Linked DNA regions of Mus musculus: regions 1 and 2 are each linked to region 3. Evidence: chromatin loops called from intact Hi-C (ENCODE). Cell type or tissue: heart. All regions are shown on one strand. Links, peaks and the distances in the headings refer to the core of each region. The heading gives the core; the rest is flanking DNA.

The links. Peaks named below come from ENCODE experiments on the same cell type or tissue, not always from the same donor. Only the 100,000 strongest peaks of a DNase experiment are listed, where the experiment ranks them.
Region 1: it touches region 3 in a loop (9-fold over the local background); 18 of 42 quality-filtered maps call a loop at or near these places.
Region 2: a loop joins it to region 3, with 5 times the contacts of the local background. A loop is called at or near these places in 9 of 42 quality-filtered maps.

The regions. Positions count from the first base shown.
Region 1 is chr15:83,206,843-83,214,426 of GRCm38, reverse strand. No RefSeq gene overlaps it. Among named protein-coding and RNA genes, the nearest start is that of Cyb5r3, 38 kb to the right of the region's middle. In heart, for the core only: CTCF peaks have their summits at 4,050 (motif pointing left) and 5,148 (motif pointing left); a DNase peak (open chromatin) is centred at 4,006; H3K4me3 peaks cover 1,052 bases.
Region 2 is chr15:82,801,745-82,809,328 of GRCm38, reverse strand. It overlaps Tcf20 (transcription factor 20), which reads left to right. Exons shown (of 5, transcript NM_013836.3): 5 at 1-707. Among named protein-coding and RNA genes, the nearest start is that of Cyp2d26, 11 kb to the right of the region's middle. In heart, for the core only: no CTCF peak of the experiment used is centred there; a DNase peak (open chromatin) is centred at 3,858.
Region 3 is chr15:83,515,611-83,523,194 of GRCm38, reverse strand. It overlaps a transcript of Ttll1 not described here. Among named protein-coding and RNA genes, the nearest start is that of Bik, 7.5 kb to the left of the region's middle. In heart, for the core only: a CTCF peak has its summit at 4,844 (motif pointing right); DNase peaks (open chromatin) are centred at 4,374 and 4,854; H3K4me3 peaks cover 375 bases; H3K27ac peaks cover 1,171 bases.

The DNA.
Region 1 (7,584 bases), core at 2,688-5,187, 310 kb after region 3:
TGCTCTTGCAGAAGACCTAGGTTCAGTTCCCAGGACCCACATGGTGGCTCACAACCATTTATAACTCTAGTTTCATGGGATCATGGGGAGCCTTCTTCTGACCTCTACAAGTACCAGGCACTCATGTGATGCACATACATACATGTAGACAAAATACTCATACACATAAAAATAAATACGAAAAATTATTAAAAAATTAAATAGATTTAAGCATCTATTGTTCTATAAGAGAGAAGTCAGCCATGCCTGTCACAAGAACTTTCTGTCAGTTGCAGGCCAGGGGCTGTGACAATGGCTCAGTGGGTGCTGCACAAGTTTGAGGAACCAAGTTTGGGTCCCTAGCACTAGAAGCTAGGCATGGCAGCTTGCACCAGAAACCCTGTGCTGAAGAGGCAGAGACAGGAGTGTCCTTGGGACTTGCTGGCCAAATCCAGGAACTCTGGCTTCAGCCTTGTCTAAAACACACGATAGGTTGGTAATTGAGAATACCCAGTGTCCACCTCAGGCCTCTACCTGTGCACACAGATACGTGAACACACACACCCTTCAAAGGAAGGGAGGAAATAAATGCAGTCCATTGTGTGGCGTGACTTCCCAGAATGCACTGATAAAACATAAAGACAGCGAGGAGATAGACAAATGATGGAGCCAGGAGGCCTGAGGACCATCTAAGCCCTCCTTCTGTGTGTGCAGCTTAACAAGATATTGTCAGACTTAAGCCTTCAATGGAGCTGGGCAGCGGTAGTGCATGCCTTTAATCCCAGCACTCAGGAGGTAGAGACAGGCAGATTTCTGAATTCGAGGCCAGCCTGGTCTACAAAATACTTCCAGGACAGCCAGGGCTACCCAGAGAAACCCTGTCTCAAAAAAAAAAAAAAAAACCAAAAGAACAAACACAAAAACAAAAATCCTTCAGTGGGAAGCCTCAATTCTAAAAATAGCATGTTATAACCAACAGTCATGACGTTAGTCATGAGGTAGTGAGCCATCTCAACAAGTGAGATATGAGCAGACCAAGCAGACACATGTGGATTTTGGCAGCTGAGTCTCATGCCAGCCACAGCACCCTCTGGGGTTACAGTTCCCTCAGGCTGTGCAGGGCATGGGGGCTACACACCTTTCTAATTCTAGTACTCAGGGGGCAGAGGCAGGCAGATCTCTATGAGTACAAGGCCAGCCTGGTCAATGAATTTAAATTCCAGCAGCACTTGGGAGAGCAGATCCACACCTGGCTTGGGCAGCACAGTGAGCTGGCCCTGGTGGCCCTGGGCTCAGAGAGCTGCCCTAAGGGTGTAGGAGCAGGAAATCTGGCTCATCTCCTTGCTGGCTTCGGTCTTAGGTGAGCTAGCTGGGGCATGTCAGGAGAGCTGGCCCTGGTGGTGTGGATGCTGGAGAGCTGTTGGGCAAACCAACTCAGCTCCCAACCAGATCCGGAGCCAGGGCTCTGAGCTGTCCCGTTCCAGCATCCCTCCTATCTGCGAACCGCTGGGGCTTGTGAAGGGGCTGATCCTGGTCCTGCAGAACCAAAGCTGCAGGATCCCCACGACACAGGTGAGGATCCAGTACTGATAGTGGAGCAGATCGCTTCCCAGCCTTTTGATTAAGATCAAGGGTGGATAGTGGAGCAGAACCCAGAGGCCTCGGACCAGACCGATGACTCAATTGCAATAAACATTTGCAAGTGAACCTGTTTGGTATACCGTGTGACACACCACAGCCTCCTCAGTGAGATGTTTTTTTTAAAGATGTATTTATTTTATACATATGAGTACACCACCACTGCTCTCTTCAGGCACACCAGAAGAGGGTACCAGACTCCATTACAGATGGTTGTGAGCCACCATGTGGTTGTTGGGAATTGAACTCAGGACCTCTGGAAGAGCAGTTGGTATTCTTAACCACTGAGCCATCTCTCCAGCCTGAGATGTTTATTTTTATTGGGGGGGGGGCACGGAGAGAGGTTGCAAGAGTGGAGGGCTGATATAAAGGGGTGGGAGAAGAGTGTGACTGGGGTATATGATATGAGCCTTTAATCCCAGCACATGGGAGGCAGAGGCAGGTGGATTTCTAAGTTCAAGGTCAGCTTGGTCTACAGAATGAGTTCCAGGACAACCAGGGTTATACAGAGAAACCCTGTCTCGAAACCTCCCCAACCCCCACCCCACCCCAAATATCAGAACAAACAAAAAAATTCATCTATCTTTGAACTGCCTATAAGAAGAAGCAAAGGAGTCTTATAAGCCAAGAAAGGAATCACTCAGACACTTGGATTTGAGGTAAAATTAAGGAGGTTAGAGTTGGCCATGGTGGCACTCAGCTTCAGTCTCTGCTCAGGCAGGAAGATTGCAAGTTTAAGGTCAGCAGGAAGGGAAGTGGGCAGGGATAAAAAGGAACAGCCAGGCATGGTGGTGTACTCCTGAAATCGCAGCACTTGCGAGATGAAGGCCGACGAGAGGTTTAAGTAGACACCCAGCGTGGATGTAGAAACTGTATCGTTTCACTGTTTGCTCTGTTTAGCAAAGAGGCTGACTTCTATCACAGTGACAGTAACCTCCTCTCCCACCTCCCTTCCCCAGGGGCAGATGCCCATCTCCACGAAGAGACAGTCATGCATGCGTGCTTGCGTGTGTCCGTGGTTCATTCTGTTGTGCCATGGTCTTGCCCATTTGGCCAGTTTCCTCTTTCTTTGTGTTTTCCTCCCATTCTGACAAGTTCTTTATCTGCAAACGGAACTACTTCCCATGAAAAGCTTGACTACCCAGAGCAACTGACCCGAGCAGGAGCTGCGCACCCTGGAGCTGGGTACGCTTACAGTTGGCTTTGTAGTAGTTTTGTTTTTGTGGCTCAGGGTGGCCTCAAGCTTATTGTATAGTCAAAGATGTCTGGTTTCCTTATTCCCCTGCCTCTCCCACATCCCCAAGTGCTAGGATTCCAGGCACGCACCAACTATACCTATTTTATGGAGGAATAAGGTTCAAACCCAGAGCTTCATGCATGCTAGGCAAACATTCTACAAACTGGCCCACATGCCTGGATCTACTGTTGGCCTTTGTAACCAAAGATTCCTCGTTTATGGGTTCAGCCAAACCCATATCAAAAACATACAAGGCAGGGCTGTTGAGATCGTAATAAAGATTTCAACTCTGACCTCTCTGATGATAACATAAGACTTGTGCGTTCTCAGCTGCATCAGGGACCCAAAATCCCAACCTGGAACTACCACCAAGAAGTCCTAGGTCTCAACTGGGTATGGTGACATAGACCTGTAATCCTGTAATCTTAGCACCCAGAAAGTGAAGGCAGGAGAACCCTAAATTCAAAGTCATTCTCAGATACATATCAAGGCTGAGACCAGCCCAGAATACACAAGACCCTTTCTCAGAAGGGGCCGACAAGAGGGGTCCCAGGACTCATGGAGGGGATGAAACTACACAGCATCATTTTGCATGTTGCAAATGTCTACAACTTGCAATGGTTTCAACGAGCAGAGCAGGCATGGACATCATAGACTTGTGTCTACCTGGGTATGTCAGAGAAGTTGGGCTGGATTCTTCCCCTAAGGAGGTGGGATTTCGCTGTGTAGCCCTGGCTGTCCTCGAACTCAGGTATCTGTCTCTACCTCCCCAGTGCTGGGATTAAAGGGGTGCGGCACCACTTCCGGCTGCAACTTTAGTGTTCTAAGACTAATTTACAGAGAATTGCATGTGGGGTCTGTTAGTCCATACTGGAGACAGATGAGAACCTGGGGTGTTCTAGGCCTAGTCAGAAATCAGGTTGCCAGCGGAGCTATCCAATGCCACTCCCAGCTGCGGCAGTCTATGAAGACCTGGCTTTCACCACAAACCTCAGAGCACCCAGGGAGAGCATGGGAGAGACAGGGTCACGGCTTTGTGCCAAAATTCCCCCCTCACCCCCGAGCTAGATAGACTTACACCCTCTGGGCAGTGCTTTCAGACATCCCGGGGACGTCTTGTTTGTAGAAGCGACATAGGAGATCAGAAATAGAGGCTGTTCTAGTAAAATGGACTGGGCAGCGCCACCTGTTGCCAGTCTAAGCGTATAACTGAAAAGAGAAGGAACTGTGGAGATCGTCTAGGATTTAATTGAACCAGGCTGATGATCTCCATGGCTCCTTTTTACTTCTGGTTCGTAATACTTATTTTCAGTTTGTGATGACCCGAAACACAGCTATCTGGACGCCCACTGCTGCCGCTATTCATGGGGTGTAAAGCGCCGGCGCGTCCCACCCCCCAAAGTAGGGAGTCTCACCCTTAGCCCTCCTAAATTCCCCCTACCTGGGAACCACAGCTAAACTGTAGCTCTGGGTTCCATCACCCTTTGAACACGCCAGGGACTATTTCCTACAGAGAAGGATGCTCAGAGGTAATATTGTCCAGTCGCTGCTGTTTTGGACTGAGATTCTACAGGAAGCTTCAACAAACCAAACCAAAGCGCAAACCTCTCAAGATAAATGCCTCTTAATCCAAGGTTCGTAGCACCCAAACGGAGGGTCCAGTTCCTTGGGGCTCCGAGGCTGCGGGGGATGTGATAGGACGTCCCCACCCCCACCCTGTTTTAACTCCGCTAGGAAAACCACCTTGAAAATAGCAATTTGCTTTTGCTCCTCCTTCTGCTTCCTTTGGCTCTTTCCTGCCTGTAGAGTCCACCTCCTCTGCCCAGCCAGTCTCTTCGTATGTTCTGTTTTACAGAACGAGATGCTGCCCAACTCGTGGATATCACAGTCTTCAAAGCATCCTAGCAGGCAGCACACAGCTGCCAAAGCTACACAGCAAAGACGGAATGGTGGAAAGTAAAGAAGGGAATAGAAGGCAGGGAAGTAGTAAGGGAGGGAGGGGAGGAAAGACAGGGAGAACAGCCGCAGACTGTAATCTGAGATATCTGTGACACAGGCACCCCTCCTCCCACCATTCTGGATGTGATAACCCATTGCAGAAGTGGTCCTGATGTTGCACCTCATTACTAGGGTTGTAGTAGTCTACAGTGTCCAGACAGCTTTCTTGAGCTCAGCACAAAATGAAGGACTCCTGGGCTGGAGAGATGATGGCTCAGGGGTTAAAAGCACTGACTGCTCTTCCCAGCAACCACATGGTGGCTCATAACCATCTGTAATGGGGATCTGATGCCCTCTTCTGGTGTGTCTGAAGACAGTGACAGTGTACTCGCATACATGAAATAAATAAATCTTAAAACAAAACAAAACAAGGACTCCCTTTTCTTTGCTGGACTTCTTCTCTGCCTGATCTGGAGAGCCCAATCTACACTCTACCTGGGGAATGTAACTGTAATTACGGGGAAATTACAGGTTCAACTCCCTGGAACCCCTCTCCATGAAAATGAGAAACCTTAAGCCTCAGCCAGTGAAACTTCACCCTAAGAAGAAGCCCTTCCCACTCTTTAAGGTTCATATCGCCCTGGTTTACCCCAAATAAAGTATAGGAGTACAAGCTCACCCATTGGTTTGTGCACAAGCTAAAACTGTTTCAAGAGCTGTTTCATTGAAGACTGTAAGAGAAGGCCTACACACACACACACACACACACACACACACAAAACACACATACACACACACACTCCCAGCTGGACCAGGATCCTGCAGAGCCCACCTGGTGTACAGTGACATCTGGACATCCTGAAAAAGAGAAAACAGAGGAGATGAACCACAGCTGGACCCCAACATATATACCACACCCTCTGGCGTATCTGTCTGGAAAGTAAAGGAACTCATTAAAACCTACCAATTCCTGAGCTGGAAAACCATAAATCCCTGGGCTTGCCTTTAAAGCCCCACTCTGGAAATTTCCACCCTGGAAAACTCTACCCCCGAGAAACCCTGTATACATCTGTCTCTTGCTCAGCTCTTTGGGGCTTTTCATGTAAGCAGAGGCAGCCACCCTCTGGGTCTTTTCTGATAAATCTCTGTATAAGGTTCCTTGTATGGTGTGACCATATGATATTCCTTGGCTCTGGAATGCCAGGATACATTCCCCCATCAGAGCTTCAGTCTTTCCACTGGGGAAGCCTTTCCCCTCAGAGCTGTAACACACTGTCCTCCTTACACAGGCCCAGACCCTCTTCCCCAACACAGAAGAAAATAAATAAATGTCATTTTTAAAAAGTTTGCTTGGGGGAAGAGGAGGGGCTAGTGAGATGGCTCAGTAGTTAAGAGTACTGACTGCTCTTCTGGAGGTCCTAAGTTCAAATTCCAGCAACCACATGGTGGCTCACAACCACCCATCATGAGATCTGACACCCTCTTCTGGTGTGTCTGAAGACAGCTACAGTGTACTTAGATATAATAAATAAATAGACCTTTTTAAAAAAAAGTTTGCTGGAGGTTGGTGACTCATGCCTTTTAAAAATCCCAGCACTGGGAAGGCAGAGGCAGATGGGTCTCTGAGTTCTAGGCCAGCCTGGTCTACTGTGTAAGTTCTAGGCCAGCCTGGTCTACAAAGTAAATTCCAGGACAGACTACACAGAGAAACCCTGTCTGAAAAAAATAAAATAACTTTCTGTGTCTGTGGGGTGAAACCCACAAAGATGATAACAATTTTTCAGACAGAGCAACTCTTTCATGCATGAAGGAGTGGACATCTGGGCTGGAGTAGGGAATTATCAGGAGGAGGACTCACTTGAGGGCAGGGTTGGAAGCTGGGGGCAGATATGGACTCCCAGGAGCTCCTTATTCAAGCCTTGAGCAACCACTGCAGCCAAGGCTCTAGTCCAGCCCAATGCACAAAGGACAGGCTTCTTGGAAGGATGCTCACTGGGCAGTGGTGGTGCACGCCTTTCATCCCAGCACTTGGGAGGCAGAAGCAGGTGGATTTCTGAGTTTGAGACCAGCTTGGTCTACAGAGTGAGTTCCAGGACAGCCAGGGCTATACAGAGACACCTTGTCTTGAAATAAACCAAAAAAGAAAGAAAGGAAGAAAAGAAAAGAAAGGAAGAAAAGAATCACGGGTGTTTTCTGAAGAGCTCCAGCTTGAGTCCCCAGTGCATCAGCTCAGCATATGCTGAGGTGGCTCATCTAGCTCCTTTCATGAGCAGCCTTCTGGGCTGTTGGGATCTCTTCGTTTTGGAAATATCACTGCTTCCAGGAGTTCTGACTACCTGTGTAAGTGTGTTTCAAGAGGTGGGGCCAGAGCAGTGCCCTTAGCATCTAGGTGGTAAATCTGGCTGCCCTGGATACACAGAATGGCCAGCAATGGAGTGGGGGTGGGGATAGGTGAGTGTACTGGTTTGTGTGTCAACTGGACACAAGCTGGAGTCATCAGCAAAAGGAGCCTTGGTTGAATAAATGCCTCCATGAGATCCAGCTGTGAGGCATTTTCTCAATTAGTGATCAATGCAGGAGGGCCCAGCCCATAGTGGGCGGGGCCATCCCTAAGCTAGTAGTAATCCTATAAGAGTTCTATAAGAAAGCAGGCTGATCAAACCACAGGAAGCAAGCCAGTAAGCAGCACCCTCCATGGCCTCTGCATCAGCTCCTGTCACCAGGATCCTGCCCTGTGTGAGTTCCTATTCTGACTTCCTTCAATAACGAACAGCAATATGGAAGCGTACGCC
Region 2 (7,584 bases), core at 2,688-5,187, 710 kb after region 3:
TCATAAAGGATGGGGTGTGGCTTTGATCTTTAGCCTGTCTCACAATTCAGTGAACACTAGACCCTGGACTGAAAGAGTAGACAAATGACAACCACCCTTCCCTTGGTTAGAATCTGTCTCACAGGGGAAGTTTGAGGGAGGGGGACAGAATGGGGATGGTCATTTTCAAAAGTGTGGGGAATGATGTTTAAACACAAATAAATTTTTTTCTTTCCAGAAACACTATTTATTTATTTTTATTTTTTCCCTCCTTTTTTTTTTTTTTTGCGGGGGGTGGGGTGGTAGTGGTGAAATTGGCAGATGCCCCAACATCATGGCTGTATCCTGGATCACTGTGGCCCCACCAAGTATGTAGAGTAGCCCCACAGCAGTAGGTGTACCCAAGGAATGGCTTATCTCTGGCGCCCTCTTTCCTTGGCACATTCCATGTAGTTGGTACCCTTGTGGGGACCCACAGCATCCATGGAAACCATGGAGGCCCAGGCCTCTGCTGCTGAAACAAGCAGAGTCTAGGAGAGAACTGTGGCGTGAGCCATGTGGGTGCACTAAGCTGACCAGAGCCAGCCACTTTAACACTTCTCTATTGCTTTTATTTTTTAGAGTGGAAAGGGGACTTGTCAGATATGTTGCCCATGCTATGTGATTCTTTATGTTGTATTGTTTTGATTTGTAAATTGTATAATTTTTAAATATGAGTTTTAAAAAAAGAAAAAAGTACAAAAAAAATCTTGTTAAGGCCTTAAGAAGGGATATGTGCATCTTTCAGGGGTCACTCTGCCGTGGGGATAAAATAGCTGTTTTACAAACAGTTTTATTTAAAAAAACAAAAATCAAAAAAATTAAAAAAAAAACAAAACCGTAATAAACTTCATTTTAACCTTGTGTCCTTTTTCATTTACTCTTAAGTGAATGTGTCTCTTCCTTCTCCAGAATGGCCCTCCCAGGAAGTCTTTGGCTCTATTCCCCAGGGGGCTACCATCAGTCCCAATCCCTTTGTTCCTTTTCCTCTGGAAGGCAAGGTGGTCCTTGCCAGCAGAGCCTGAAACCAAACCCCAGGGTTCTTTGCCTCCTGTGGGGCCCATTCTGACTTTCTGCAGTTGACTTGAGGACATATTCTGAATCAGCATTGATTTTTGAGGATTGTAAAAGTATAATGTAATGTTAATGGATTTTTTTTAAAGAAAACAAATATTTTAAATACTCCTTTGAGTTGGAAGTAAGCAATTATAAATCAGTTCTAATGTGCTCATCAATTTGGGGTTGCAGAAATGGCAGGTTAATTTTGCTCTATGGGTATACCAAGCAGTGTGGTCCATTTCTCACCACACCCATGTGGATGGTTTATGAGTGTTGAGCTGTGTGCTGTGTCAGCTGTGGGACCGTGCTCAGACAGCTGGACAAGACCTGAATAGAAATGATGGCTTTTGAACTGGTTAGCGTCTCTTGTTGGTAACCTGGATTAACACGGTTAAAATGAAATTGATAGATTTCAGGTGTCATGGACTAAGCCATAAAACTTGAAGAATGGGTGTCTTGAGGAAAATATTTTCCTGACAGCCGATGTTCGTCACTTTCCCTTTTGTTCTTTTGTTCCCATTCCATTTGCTGGTGGGACCTGAGCACAGCTTTATTGATGAGATTCAGAAATGACTTGAGTGGGCAGTGACCCTATTCAGTTCCTCTTGATGGCAGTTTCCTGACTTGGGCAGTGCCGTGGCTGTCTCTGCCTTTCAGTTCCTGCAGTTTATAAGGTCAGTGCATGTGTGTTGTAATAGGTTTTGTGAAAGCAGTTTTAGGTTCATGGTAGCTTTGGACAGAAGATAAGCTCCTATGGACCTGCATCCTCCTGTGGCAGCTCATCTCATTGTGGGTGTGGCCCTCTGGAGTAGCACATGTGTTGTGATACTTCATAATTGCCTCTTACGTCTGTGATTTATGTCAAGGTTTGCTCCTTATGCTGTGTACTGGATACTTCATAGATTTACACAAACTTATAACACCCGTGCACCCCCATTACTGTTTCTTACAGGACAGCTCGCTACCCTAATACAGCTGTGCCAATTGCTTCTCCCTTCCTTTCCAAAACCTGACAGCCAATGGTCTTTTTATCATCATCATAGTTTTGCCTTTTCTAGAGTGGTGTATAGTTAGTCATACAGTGTATAGCCACTTCAGATTGGCTGTTTCCAACTTAGTGATACATGTTTATGGTTCCTTCATGTATTTATGGCTACAAAGTTCATTTTTTTTTTTGTTGCTGCCAAAAAAATACTCTATTGTCTAGATATGCCCAGTTTTTCCTACTTCCTGTTTGCCAAAGGACATCTTTATTGCTTCCAATTTGGGCACTTATAAATAGAGCTACCATAAATACTGTGCAGGTTTCTGTGTAAGCACACGTTTTCAGATCAGTGTGTCATATGGTAAAGAAATGTTGTATAAGCAACTGCTAAACTTCCTTTTTTTCTTTTTCTTTTTTCTTTTCCTTTTTTTTTTTTTTTTTTTTTTTTTTTGCTATTCTTATGACCCATGAATGGGAGTTCCTGTTAACATCCTTGCCAGCGTGTGGAGATATTTTTTATGTTAGCCATATTGATAGGTATGTATGTATGTAGATTATTTTTAATACTCTAAACAATATAATCAAGGGGGTAGAGGGTATGAGGGACTTGGGAGGAAGAAAGAAGGAGGGGGAAAAGAGGGGCAGAATCAGGTATTGGAGGAGATGCACAGAGGATCAGGAAATTGAAAAGAGGTGTATAGCAATGGGGGATGGGGAACTGGGGGTAGCAACCAGGAAATTCCAGATGCCAGGAAAGCAAGAGCCTCCCAGGACCCCATGGGGATTGCATTAGCTGAAATACCACAAAGGGGAGGGAGAACCTGTCAAGACTATATCCAGAGGTTAGACATGGTCCCCCCTGGTTGAGGGATGGGGCCACCTACCCGTCTCCAAAATGTTAACCCAGAATTGCTCCTGTCTAAAGGAAATACAGGGACAAAGTGTGGAGCAGAGACTGAAGAAAAGGCCATCTAAAGATTGCCCCACCTGGGGATCCATGCAGGCACCAAACCCAGACACTATTGCTGATGCCAAGAAGTGCTTGCTGACAGGAGCCTGATACAGCTGTCTTCTGAGAGGCTCTGCCAGATCCTGACCAGTACAGATGTGGATGCAGCCAACCATTGGACTGAGGAGTTAAGGGAAGGACTGAAGGAACTGAAGGGCCTTATCTGGCATTAATGTGAGGGGAGGCCCTTGGTCCTGTGAAGGCTTGATGCCCCAGTGTAGAGGAATGCTAGGCCTGTGAGGCATGGGTGGGTGGGGGAGCACCCTCATAGAAACAGTGTAAGAGGGGATCGGATAGGAGGTTTGCAGAGGGGGAACCAGGAAAGAGGATAACATTAGAAATGTAAATGAAAAGCACAACTGGATCTCCTTGGAGAAGGGGGTATTTTCAGATGACCTGGATGGACAGCAAAGGAATCAAATCCCTTAAATAAAAATGTACTTGACTTCATAAAAACCTTTAATTTTTATTTATATATGACTGTGTTCTACTTGTGTGCCTAGTACCTGTAGAAGGTCCTCTGGAACTAGATTTACAGAACAGTTGTAAGCTGGCATGTGGGTGCAGGGATCTGAACCTGAGTCCTCTGGAAGATCAACCAGCAATCTTAGCCATTGAGCCATTTCTCTAGGCTCTCTTTTAAAAGCATATTAAAATTTAGAGTTGTGATTTTTTTTAGAAGTGTGAATATTTTCTTTATGTTCTGCAACTAAGATCTGACATTTTTTCATCTTGCAAAATAGAAACTGCCCATTAAACAACTCCTATGAGTTTGCAGCTTCCCCTGCCTGTAATCTCTGGCTCCCCCCAGTGATGGTTGTTGGGACTGCAGCTCAAGAGGCTACCCATTTCTTAAGCTAGATATTTGACACTCTTGTGGGTAGAGCTGGGAATTAGAAGTTTCCTTCCATTGACATGGCTATTCCCCAAACGAAGAAATGTCATAAAAATGATCAAACCTTCCTCTTAATGGAACTTCACTGGCTGGCTACTACAGCTTCGTAACTGGTCTAGAGTTCTCACAATAGTGTTTGGGTCATATAGGGCTCTCTGAAGCCTACAGGACTCAAGTGTAGACCTAATTCACTTCATAGCTACAGTATTTTGAAGCTCAGTGTCTCATGAGAGTGTCTAGAGGGCCCACCAGTACATTGTACATTTAACCCCGTGACATGGGTCCCAAAGCATGGCTAGTTTGAGTTTTTCTAAAGCAATAAGTCAGTATTGGCCATCAGTGAACTATCATGTGCAAGCAGTACAGAATTGCTGCTCAGATCAAGTAGTAGTCTGGTACAGTGCAATACCACATTGACTTGCTGTCACTTATGCTCTTATAGCATGAAAACACCTGCCTCTGAGGACCCTGGGGAGAACTAATGAGTTGGCACGTGCGGTGGGAACAGCAGTGCCTGGCACAGAAGTACCAGCCTTGGAAGGCACAAGCCTCACTCTTTAATTTTCCTTGTGGTTGGCCCATCCTAACCACAGGCCTCTGGCATAAGGGGAATACCACTCTCCATATGCCATTAAAATGACTTGGGGGCAGACTTGACACACAAGAAGTAAAGGTAAATGAAGATTCATTTTTGTTCAAAAAGCAACTGGACCATCCTTTAGATGTCAGTTCTCTCTGACAGTGACCAGATCTGAGAAGTTCCAGGTTGTGTAATCAACTGAATGACTTCAGACTTGTTCTAAAGATTTATGTAGATTCCAACTGCCTTCCTTTTACTGTTGTTTGCTTGTTCACACAGGCCATTCTACTAGCACTTGCTACCATAACTAGGTAGCTTAGCCTTTCCTTGTCATCAGCCCATCATTTTCTGCAAACAAGAGGGCCAGTGGTGCTTGGGCCATGGAGCCTAGCCTGCCCAGCCAATTTTTCCTTCCACCTTCACGCTTTAGCACAGCAGGTTCTCAACCTGTGGGTTGAAATCCCTTTTCATTTGTGTGTTGTGGTCAAATGATCCCTCACAGGAGTCACATATCTGATACTAACAATTCATGACAACAGAATTACAGTTATGAAGTAACAATGAAATGGTTTTTTTGGTCGGTAGTCACCACAGTGTGAAGAACTGTATTAAAGGGTTGCAGCATTAGGAAGATTGAGAACTACTGCTCTAGCTTGCCAGTTAACAGCTTGGCTTAGCACAAGAGAACAAAGGGCAGCCTTAGCTCCTTTGTAAGGAACAAAGTGCCTAGGCAATGTTAGTATTTCCTTTCATGAGTGACTGGAGTAAGGACTAAGAGGGGTCCCCAACGAATCCTGGAAGCAGCCATGGGGCTGCAGACTGGGCTGTGGCCAATGGTCATATCCACAGCTCTCTTTTGCATGTGGTGGGCTTGATGGATAACTGACCTGTCTGCTATCCTCCAAGTCCTGTGCCACTTCCTGAGTTAGGCAGCCTGCTGCAAGTAAAGTTTGAGAACATGTCTGTACAAAGTGAGGGAGTTCATGATAGAAGGCAGCATAGGTCGTGGTGACCTTAGCAGTACACAGTAAATCCACAAACCTCCAAAAGAAAGATTTCGGGACCTGAAGATGGTGCACTTCCAAGAGCAGAAGTATGGAAGGACAAACACAAGTAGGGCAGGCTGTGCTTCAGATATGAGATCCAATCAGACACAGCAGAAGTCATAAGTCCCAAGCCATTAATCCTATTGGAGGAGGTCTTGATGGGGGTGGGGCAGGAATGTTAGGGTCTAGTGCAACATTTCTGTCAGGAAAAGAGGTGCTGTGGCAGATCAGATCTCTTGGTGTTACATAGGTCTTGTACCTCAAGGAACTGAGGACAGGTGTACTGGTTCTGGCTAGGTCACTGCTGAGCAAGTGTATCGAGTAACGGTCCTTTGCTGAACTTCTATGATAGACTTCCCAGCCACAAGGCAACAGATCTCATGCTGAGGATGCAGCTCAGTGGTAGAGCATTTGCTCTACATATCTAAGGCTCTGAGGACAGTAACAAGCAACACACAACAGAAAGCTCCTGTGGCAGATCTTACTGGTTCTTGCTATCTGCTGGGGAGCTTCACTTGTAAGTTCTCTGCTCTTCCACTTCAGCTTCAGCACTGCTTCAAAGAGCTGATCAGCCTACAGGTAGCCTTTAAGGAACCAGTGTGACCAACACACAGTAGCAAGAGTGCTGGTAAAGATGAAGAGAACACCTTAGACCACCCACCAGTTCCCAAGTGTGAACACTTGGGCTTTAGTCACAGATCCAAAGGCAAAGGTCTGGATGTGTATGGGGTGGCAAAAATGGCACAGAAGAGTCAGTGACCAGGACAGACACTAATGGGAGTGATGATGTAGTCAACAATTCAGTAAAAGCCATTGGGTTTTATGGTGGAGACAGTACGTAGAAGGAACTGGGGCAGCATCTTAGGATCTTGCTGAACCCAGAGGAGGGAAGGTGTTGGGAGTAGAGTACACTGCCCGGAGTACTTGCTTACATGCACACCACATGTGTGTGCATGTAATTCATGGACTAGAAGTGACAGGAGTGGCAGAGATTATGTGTTGACCCTCTGTAACTTCAGCCTGGGCAACAAAAAACAACAAAACTGGAGCAGTGGATGACTAAGGCTATACTAGCTGATAGGCCTGTGGGTGATGGACTGAAGGACACAAGGAAGGGAGGAGAGAGGTACCAGAGTGTAAGATAAGGTTAACCTAACCCAGATTCTCACTTCTGGGACACCCCTCTAGCCCTAACATAATCCTCACATGGATCAGCCCTTAAGACAGAGATAGAAGAATGTTCTAATCCTAAACTAAACTGATGTGGTTCATCCCTCATCTACGACTGATGCCACGTTTCCTTAGGATGCTGGATCCACCTAATGAAGGTGGAAGTTGACTCTTGCAAGGTGCCATGGTCACCATAGTGTCTTATGTAGAGCAATCTCCATGCACCTAGAGCCTCATCAGAGGAGAATATTCATACCTGTTAAGCAGGGATGGTGGCCACCTCACCCTGCTAGCCTGGGTACTGCTATGCGTGACTCTGCCCTTAGATATGTGGTGTAAGGGTAGAGCTGGAAGGGAAAGTATGGCTGCAAACCTGAATTATGTGACACTTGTGGCTCCTAGCATTGGCTTGACCAGATTTCTACAAAAGTGATAGACATCTTTCTCACATGGATCAGCCCTTAACATGAAAATAGAATGTTGGGTGAAGTCCCCTGTACTTCAGACCACTGAAGCAATATGCTGTGTCTCAAGGCCATGTCCAAAAGGAGACTGATGGTATTATGGGGCAGGTGTGGCTTCCACAAATGTCACACCAGGCTTGCATGTCTTTTACCAAATGCTATGATTCGTGAAGTGTAGCACTTTAGAGATACAATACTAGTGAATTTGTCCCATGTGACATTTTGTGAAATTGAAATATAAGGCTTCTAGCTGGGCAGTGGTGGTGCACACCTTTAATCCTAGCACTCGGGAGGAGGCAGAGGTTCTCTTGAGTTCAAGGCCAGCCTGGTCTACAGAGCAAGTTCTAGGATAGGGCTA
Region 3 (7,584 bases), core at 3,338-5,837:
GGGGAGGTGGAGGATGGGTGGGGTGGGGTGGAGAGTGCGGAGTGGGGGGCATTTATGGATTTTTTTTTCCTCTCACAGGAAATCATCAATTTTTTTTTCCTTTAAAGTTCTGCAGGCACGTCTTTTCCTCTGGGGAAATTAATATGCTACTGTGTTCCCCTGAAGTGCAAAAAGAAATGTAGATAAAGCTTTATTATACATTCTGTATATGTATGCATAAGTATAGGTGCATGGGTATAGAAGCCAGAGTAGACTATCCTCTGTAAGTGTAACTTTTTTTTCTTTTTTCTTTTAGTTTTTTGAGACAGGGTTTCTCTGTGTAGCCCTAGCTGTCCTGGAACTCAGGCTGGCCTTGAACTCAGAAATCCACTTGCCTCTGCCTCCCAAGTGCTGGGATTAAAGGAGTGTGCCACCACTGCCCAACAAATACATTTTTTTAATATTTAGAAGATATTCTGAGACACGGAGATTAAGGTGGAATTAAAGGCATGCACCACCACTGCCCAGCAAAAATGTAACTTTTATTCTCCGGCTCCTTGCTATCTCCGAGGCTTGCTGCCTCCATCTGCTAACCAAGGCCTAGTCCTGGAAGCTCCTAGCCTCCATACAATCTAATCTAGGCCTAGAATGTTTTCAGCCTCTGAGACTTACTGCTGAATAAGCTCACCCCTTCCCAGTTAGTGCTTTCTGAGCTCTGGCTGGTTCAACTCCGCTGTTCTGGGTCAAAACTCTTCAATCTGGTTTCTCTGGGCTTCTCCTGAATGCTCTGCTTGACCTCAGTCTAACCCTGGCAATCTGTTCTAATCTTCTGTCTCCTGCTTCCTCTCTGGCTCATTCTATCCTCCCCTGTGTCTAGCTCTTCTCTCTCTGCTGGGGTTAAAGGCCACCACTGTCTGGCTAGTTTCTCACCTCTGTGACAAAATGCTCTAAAAGCAACTTAAGGGAGGAAAGTTGCTCACAGTTCCGGGAGGGGGGGCGGGGCATGAAGATGGGAATGTGGTAGCAGGCATGAAGGGCAAGGTGACCAGAGGAGGAGGAGCAGGAAGAAGGCTCCTCCTCCATCTGCCCTCAGGAAGAGGACTGTAATGAAGACAGCTTTGCTGTCCAGCCCTCATTCTCCCTTTATACCATCCACGATCCCAGCCAGGGATTGATGCCTTGCCCATTAATCTAACTAAGACAACCTCCACTAGCATGCCCAGAGACCCATCTCCCAGGTGACTGTCAATTCTGTAAAATTGACATTTAACATTATCATACGAGATATTTCAGGTGAGTGAGTGGGAAGGTCACTGGAGCAAGGATAGGAAATCCCAAGTGTGGGCACTCCTCCGGAGACACGAGTCTCTCAGGGCTGGAGAGGTGATGGAGCAGGTAAAGAGATAGATACTATGCTACTTATACAGAGGTCATGTGCTTGGTTCTCAACACCTGGTACCCAACGACCTCTAACTCCAGCTCCCACGGGATCTGCTGCTTTTTTCTGGCCTCTGAGGGTACATGCATGCATGTACATGTGTGTACACACACACACACACAGAGAGACACAGAGAGACAGAGAAAAGTAAGAGAGAGAGAGAGCGGGGAGCACACAATTTGGGAGGTTTGGGTTCTACAGGGTTTCTCTGTGTAGCTCTGGCTGTCCTGGAACTCACTCTGTAGACCAGGCTGGACTCGAACTCAGAGAGATCCGTTTGACTCTGCCTCCCGAGTGCTGGGGTTAAAGGTATGTGCCCCTACTGCTCTGCTGAGATTTTTTTCTTCCTTTAAAGAAAACAAGGCTGGTCTGGTGCTTTGCCTGAGGAAGGTGCCACTGTCACTCACAATTCTATGTGTCCTTGACAAGCCCTCCTCCTGGGCTGAGCAGGGGTGTGTGGAGTTGAGAGAGCTTGAGCAGGCGAGTCCTAAGGAGGCCTGTGTTGGGCCCTGGGCTGTCTGGTTTCATGTCAGCCTGACACAAACTAGAGCCTTTTGGAAGACTCCCCATCAGATTGGCTTGTGGTCAAGCCCGGGTTGGCATTTTCTTGATTGACAATTAAGTGTGTGAGCACCAAGTTCTCTGTTGGCAGTGCCATCCTCGGACTGGTGGTTCTGAGGACTATGAGAAAGCAGGTTGAGCAAACCGTGAGGGTCAATACACTAAGCAGCGCTCTTCCAAGGCTTCTGCATCAGCTCCTGCCTTCAGGCTCTGCTTGAGTTCTGGCACGGACTTCCCTGGATAATGGGCTCATAAGTCATAGGGCAAAATAAGCCTTAAAAAAAAATCACAGCAGTAGAAACCCTAACTAATACAGGTCCAGACAGCCTGGAAGCTGCTGGCTCTACCTGCTGGCTCTCCTGCCTTCAGGGGCTAAGCATGGTTGCAAAGCCCGACCTTGTCACTTTTCTTTCTCCTTTGTATCCTGTCACACCATGTCACAGCCTAATGTCAGAGTTGATGTCACAGGGGTTTGGCTTCCTTGCACAGCTCTCGTCTGAGCTCATCAATGTGTGGCTCCCAACTTCTAGGTCCCTGTCTTACTTAGGGTTTTACTGCTGTGAACAGACACCATGACCAAGGCAAGTCTTATAAAGGACAACATTTAATTGAGGCTACCTTACTGGTTCAGAGGTTCAGTCCATTATCGTCATAGCAGGAACGAGGCAGCATCCAGGCAGGCATGGTGCAGGAGGAGCTGAGAGTTCTACATCTTCATCTGAAGGCTGCTAGCAGAATACTGGCTTCCAGGCAGCTAGGATGAGAGTCTTAAAGGCCACATCCACAGTGACACACCTACTCCAACAGGGCCATACCCACTCCAACAGGGCCATACCTTCTAACAGTGCCACTCCCTGGGCCAAGCATATACAAACCATCACAGCCCCTCTCTGGGGCAATCTCAAAGCTCCCTGTACCTCCTCAGTGTGATTCTGGAGACTCATGGAAGGCCTGTCACCCTTATTCCCCAGGAACTCCTATCGAGGAAGCAATTGCAACTGGAAAGGAAAATTCAACAACCAGTGTAGAGGCCAGAGTCCTTTCCATTTTACTTTTAGATTTATTTATTGTATGTGTATGAGTGTTGTGTCTGCATGTATATGTGTGTGCCTGGTGTCCCCTAAAGGTCAAAACAGGGTATTGGCCCCCTTAGAACTGCAGTTACAGATGGTTGGGAGCTGTCATGGAGGCGCTAAGAACTGACCCAGAGTCCTCTGCAAGAACAGTACGGTTTTGGTTTTTTGCTTGTTTTGTTTAACTTTCCATCTTCTTTGGGCTAGAGTTCAGGAAGAAAAGTGAATCTGGATGCAGCCTGTCAAATAGAGGCCACCGCAGTTGGAACTCCTAGCCAAGGATTCCCACGGGCCCCAAGGCTAACTATGTGGGGCTCAGAGGATCTGAGTACCTGACCCAGCCTCTCAACCATTGGTGGTTCCTCTATGTTCCACAGGACTTGGGTGTAGACCTCGGAGTGCCATGTGAAGGCCCTGTGTGGCATTCCCAGTCTCCCACTTCCCAGGTCTCGGGGGCTTACAAAATGACAAAGTCGCCTGTCTGGTTGCCTGGTCTCTAAAGGCCTTGGGTGCTGTCTGCAGAGAGGATGTGTGAAAAGCACAGGGGCTGGGGTGGGTGTTGCGGAGGGGACAGAGTTTGTCACAAGCCAGGGCCATGCACCCCATGCAGCTTATAAAAGTCTGTTTTCTCCACAGCACACAGGCCAAGTGCAAAAACAAAACCAAGCAGAACAAGAGACCTGGGCTGTAGGTGAAGTGGGGAGCAAGGCCTGGCTTTGGGGTAGATCTGCATTCTCTCTCTCAGCTGGCTCCTGCTATCTATGCTGAAAGCAATACTTTGGGGTTGGGGTGTGGAGGGAGCTGGAAGGTGAGGAGTGGGGCCAGCTTTCCCAGTCTGATAGAATGGATCTGGTTTCCAACCCTTTGCCCTAATCCAACTCAATAGAGAAACTGAATCTCGGACCTGGGTTTTGCTCTTGGGTGAAGAGACATGCTCTGGACAGTGGTCCTGACTTGAGGTTACTCTTGCATTAATAACAAACGTTGGCTTGCTAATGTCGTTTCAGAGAAGGGTTGCACAGGGAGGCATCGTCTAGTTACAGGTTTCAGGGCAGCTCTCTCCTCACGGACTGAACAGTTTTACACGGTGAAGAAGAGGAGCTAAGCCCGGTATGAGGACACAAGGGGTGGAGCCGGAGGCGGGCTGTGCGTGTAAGAAACTTGCCATAAAGAGAGCGGGAAGAGAAGCAGGAGAATAGACAGCCAGGCCCCTACCAGGGAGCAAGCAGCTCTCTTAGCTTCTGTTCCTGGAAGGGTGCCAGGTGAAGACCTGCCCACTGATGACTGATTTTACAGCGCTTTCCAGGTTGAAATGTCCTCTTGGTCCCTCAGCCCCACCTCTACAGGGTCTGTAAGCTGCTGGTGCAGAACTGGGAGGCGAAGATGAGATCTGTGTTTGCGCTCATGCCTCAAGTAGCTGGACCCTGCCAGTTTTGTTCCCAGAGACTGGTTCCCCACCTGCCAGCCTCCGGGTCAGGACCACTGTAGCATTCTGAGTCTCTCTGGCTGCCTCCGGGCAAGGGTCACTTCTGGATTCCAGCCTATCCTAGGAGAGTGTCCCCACTCGGGAATTTTCAAGTGCTTCTTTCTACACACTGTCCTGAAGCGAGCCTCCGCATCTCACCTCCGCTGTAAGTCTCATCCACGGGACAAGGCTTATTGAATACCTTCCAGGAGACAGCGGGGCAAGGCCTGGAAGTGCCATGCAGTCTTTCCTCTTCACAAGGCCTGCCCTGGGACGCAAACACAGAAGCCCCCGCCACAGAGGGACTTCTCTGGAGCCGATTATACTAAATGCTTCCACTAGGTGGTGCTAAAGGTAAATGATTGGGAATGGAAAAGGCACTGGGCCCTGGAGGCGCATGGGGGTGGGGAGTTAAGAAACCCAGGGCACCAGCCCATGCTGAAGGTCAGGGCAGAAGGTTCTGTAGCAGAAATGAGCAGACCTCAGAGCTTCAATTCCAGGCTCTTCTGTTTAGAAGAAGTACACGTTTTCACAACATCCTCTACTTTGGTTTTTTCTAAAAGATGTATTTATTTTGATTTTTATGTATATGGATTTCTTGTCTGCACGGAGATGTGTGCACTACGCCCATGCAATGCCCGAAGGGGGCATTTGATCCCCTAGAACTGAACTTACAGAGGGTTGTGAGTTGCCACGTGGGCGCTGGGAACTGAGCTCCCATCCTTTGTCTGCAAGAGCAGTAAAGACTCATAGCTGCTGAGCCGTTTCTCCTGCCCGACTTCACAGCCTTCTTATTGGTGAAAATAAAACTGTAATCGTGACTGAATACAGAATGTGGGGCATACAGAATTACAGTGAGGCAAATGGACAACCCCACCACCACCACTGCTTTCCTGAGATTAAGCCCAATACCTTGTTTGTACACACTAAGCATGTGTTGTATGATAAAGTTTTTGGGCAGATGCTATACACAAGAGGGAGCCTCTAACAGACCAAAGTATGGATACCATGAAAATCCAACTTGGTGAACCATGAGAATCACTGGGGTTACTTATAGGAACAGAAATGACTCAAAGACAGCCATGTCACCAAAGCCCACCCAGCATGGGAGACAGCTCACAAAGCTGGGAACCTGGAGACACCACACAGCCTGCAGGCAGCTCAGCAGGCTGGAGAATGTCCTTTCCAGGTGCCTCAGTTGGTTTAAATCTCTTCCAGGTGGCTCAGCTGGTTTCTGCTTCTTCTAGGCACCTGCTCTGGTCTCAGAATGTTTGCAGCTTAGCTTCCCTATTTGGAGGGGGAACTCTCAGCTTTTATTGCTTGCTTTGTTGGGGAGGGGCCTAGTGAATCCTGTCGGTTTCAGGGACTACCTAAAGCTTGTTTTGAGTTGTTTACCTTCCTGTTTAAGGAAACTGTTAACTGATAAGAGCATGTTTTCTGCTGCTGGGCTACAACGCAGTTCAAGACTGAAGTTCTTTTTACAGAAGCCTGCTGGTCAGTTTTGAATCAACTTTTTCCACAGCCTAAAACCACCTAACAGGAAAGAGTCCCATGGAAGAATCCTCTACACCAGCTTGGCCTGTGAGTTTATTAGTGGAGGTCTGTCTTAATGTTAACCTATGTAAAAAGACCTAGCCCAGGCCGGTCCTGGTGGTTCATAACATTAATTCTAGCACTCAGGAGGCAGAGACAGGCAGATCTCTGTGAATTTGACACCAGCCTAGTCTACAAAGTGAGTCCAGGGCAGCTAGAACTATGCTACATAGGGAAACCACATTTCAAACAACAACAAAAGCAAAAACAAAAAACAAACAAACAAACCAAAAAAAACCTAGCCCACTGTGGGCAGCACCATTCCCTTGGCAGGGTCCTCAGCTAGGTAAGACTGGAAACAGCTAGATAAGAGTGGAAGAGGTTAAAAACCCACTTTCCCCTCAGCTGACAGGAGATATGATATGACTTGTCTTCTGCTGTGGATTCCCTAATGAAGGACCATAACGGGGAATTAATTATAAGCTAAATAAGCTCTTTCTTGCCCTAAGCAGCCTTTGGTCAAGGTATTTTTTATCACAGCAACAGAAATGAATCTAGACCAGAAAGGAAGGGGGCTGAAAGACCAGTCAGGAGCTGATCCGATGCAATCACACCAGGATCTTTATTCGACTAGCTTGGGCTCAGCCCACCATTAACTTGCAGCACGGTTTTGGTGGAGAAGAGTTCCGGACACTTATCAGGGCAAGGATTTATAGAACGTGGCAAGTAAGGGCAATATGGCAAGCTTCTAATTGGGGGGTGGGGGTGGGGGCAGGAAGTGCTACTATGTCCTTTAACATAATTGGCTGGTGCTGGAGTCAAACCATGAACTTAACTTCTGCTTCACTCTGCAGTGGTGGCTGTTAGGCAGGGAGCAGGCTTGTTGGGGATTAACCTAGAAACACTGGATTTGTTGGGGCAGACTAACCTGGAGACGTAGCTTGTCGGGGTTAGCCTAGAAACTGGAGCTCAGGGTTTTTTTTGGGGGGGGGGAGTAACTTGGAAACTAATACTAGATACAGGCTTTGAGTTCCAAACTTAGGTCAAGATCTCTGAAATGGAGTCTGAACTTAAAAGAGTTGGTCTCTCACCTTTATCAATAAACTGACTGCAAACTATAAGAGCCAGGTCTGAGCCATGCAAAGCAGGTGACAGGCAGGCTTTGGCAGGTGGCCTGACCCTGTCTAGGGTGGTCATTAAACTCACTGCTCTTTTTGGTTTCTTTGTTTTTTGTTTTTTTTTTGTTTTTTAAAGACAGGGTTTTACTCTTTAGACCAAGCTGGCTCAGAGAGCTGCCTGCCTCTGCCTCCCAAGTGCTAGGATTAGAGGTGTGTGCCACCACCACCTAGCATCTTGTTCAATTCTTTTGCTGAGTTTCGTGCCTGTCTCAAAAGTTGTGGGTTGCAATCCCTTGGGGGAAAAAAAGGACCCTTTCACAGGGGTCGCAAAGCAGATATCCTGCATATCAGATATTTACATTGCTATTCATAACAGTAGCAACATTGCAGTTATCAAGTAGCAACACAAATAATTGT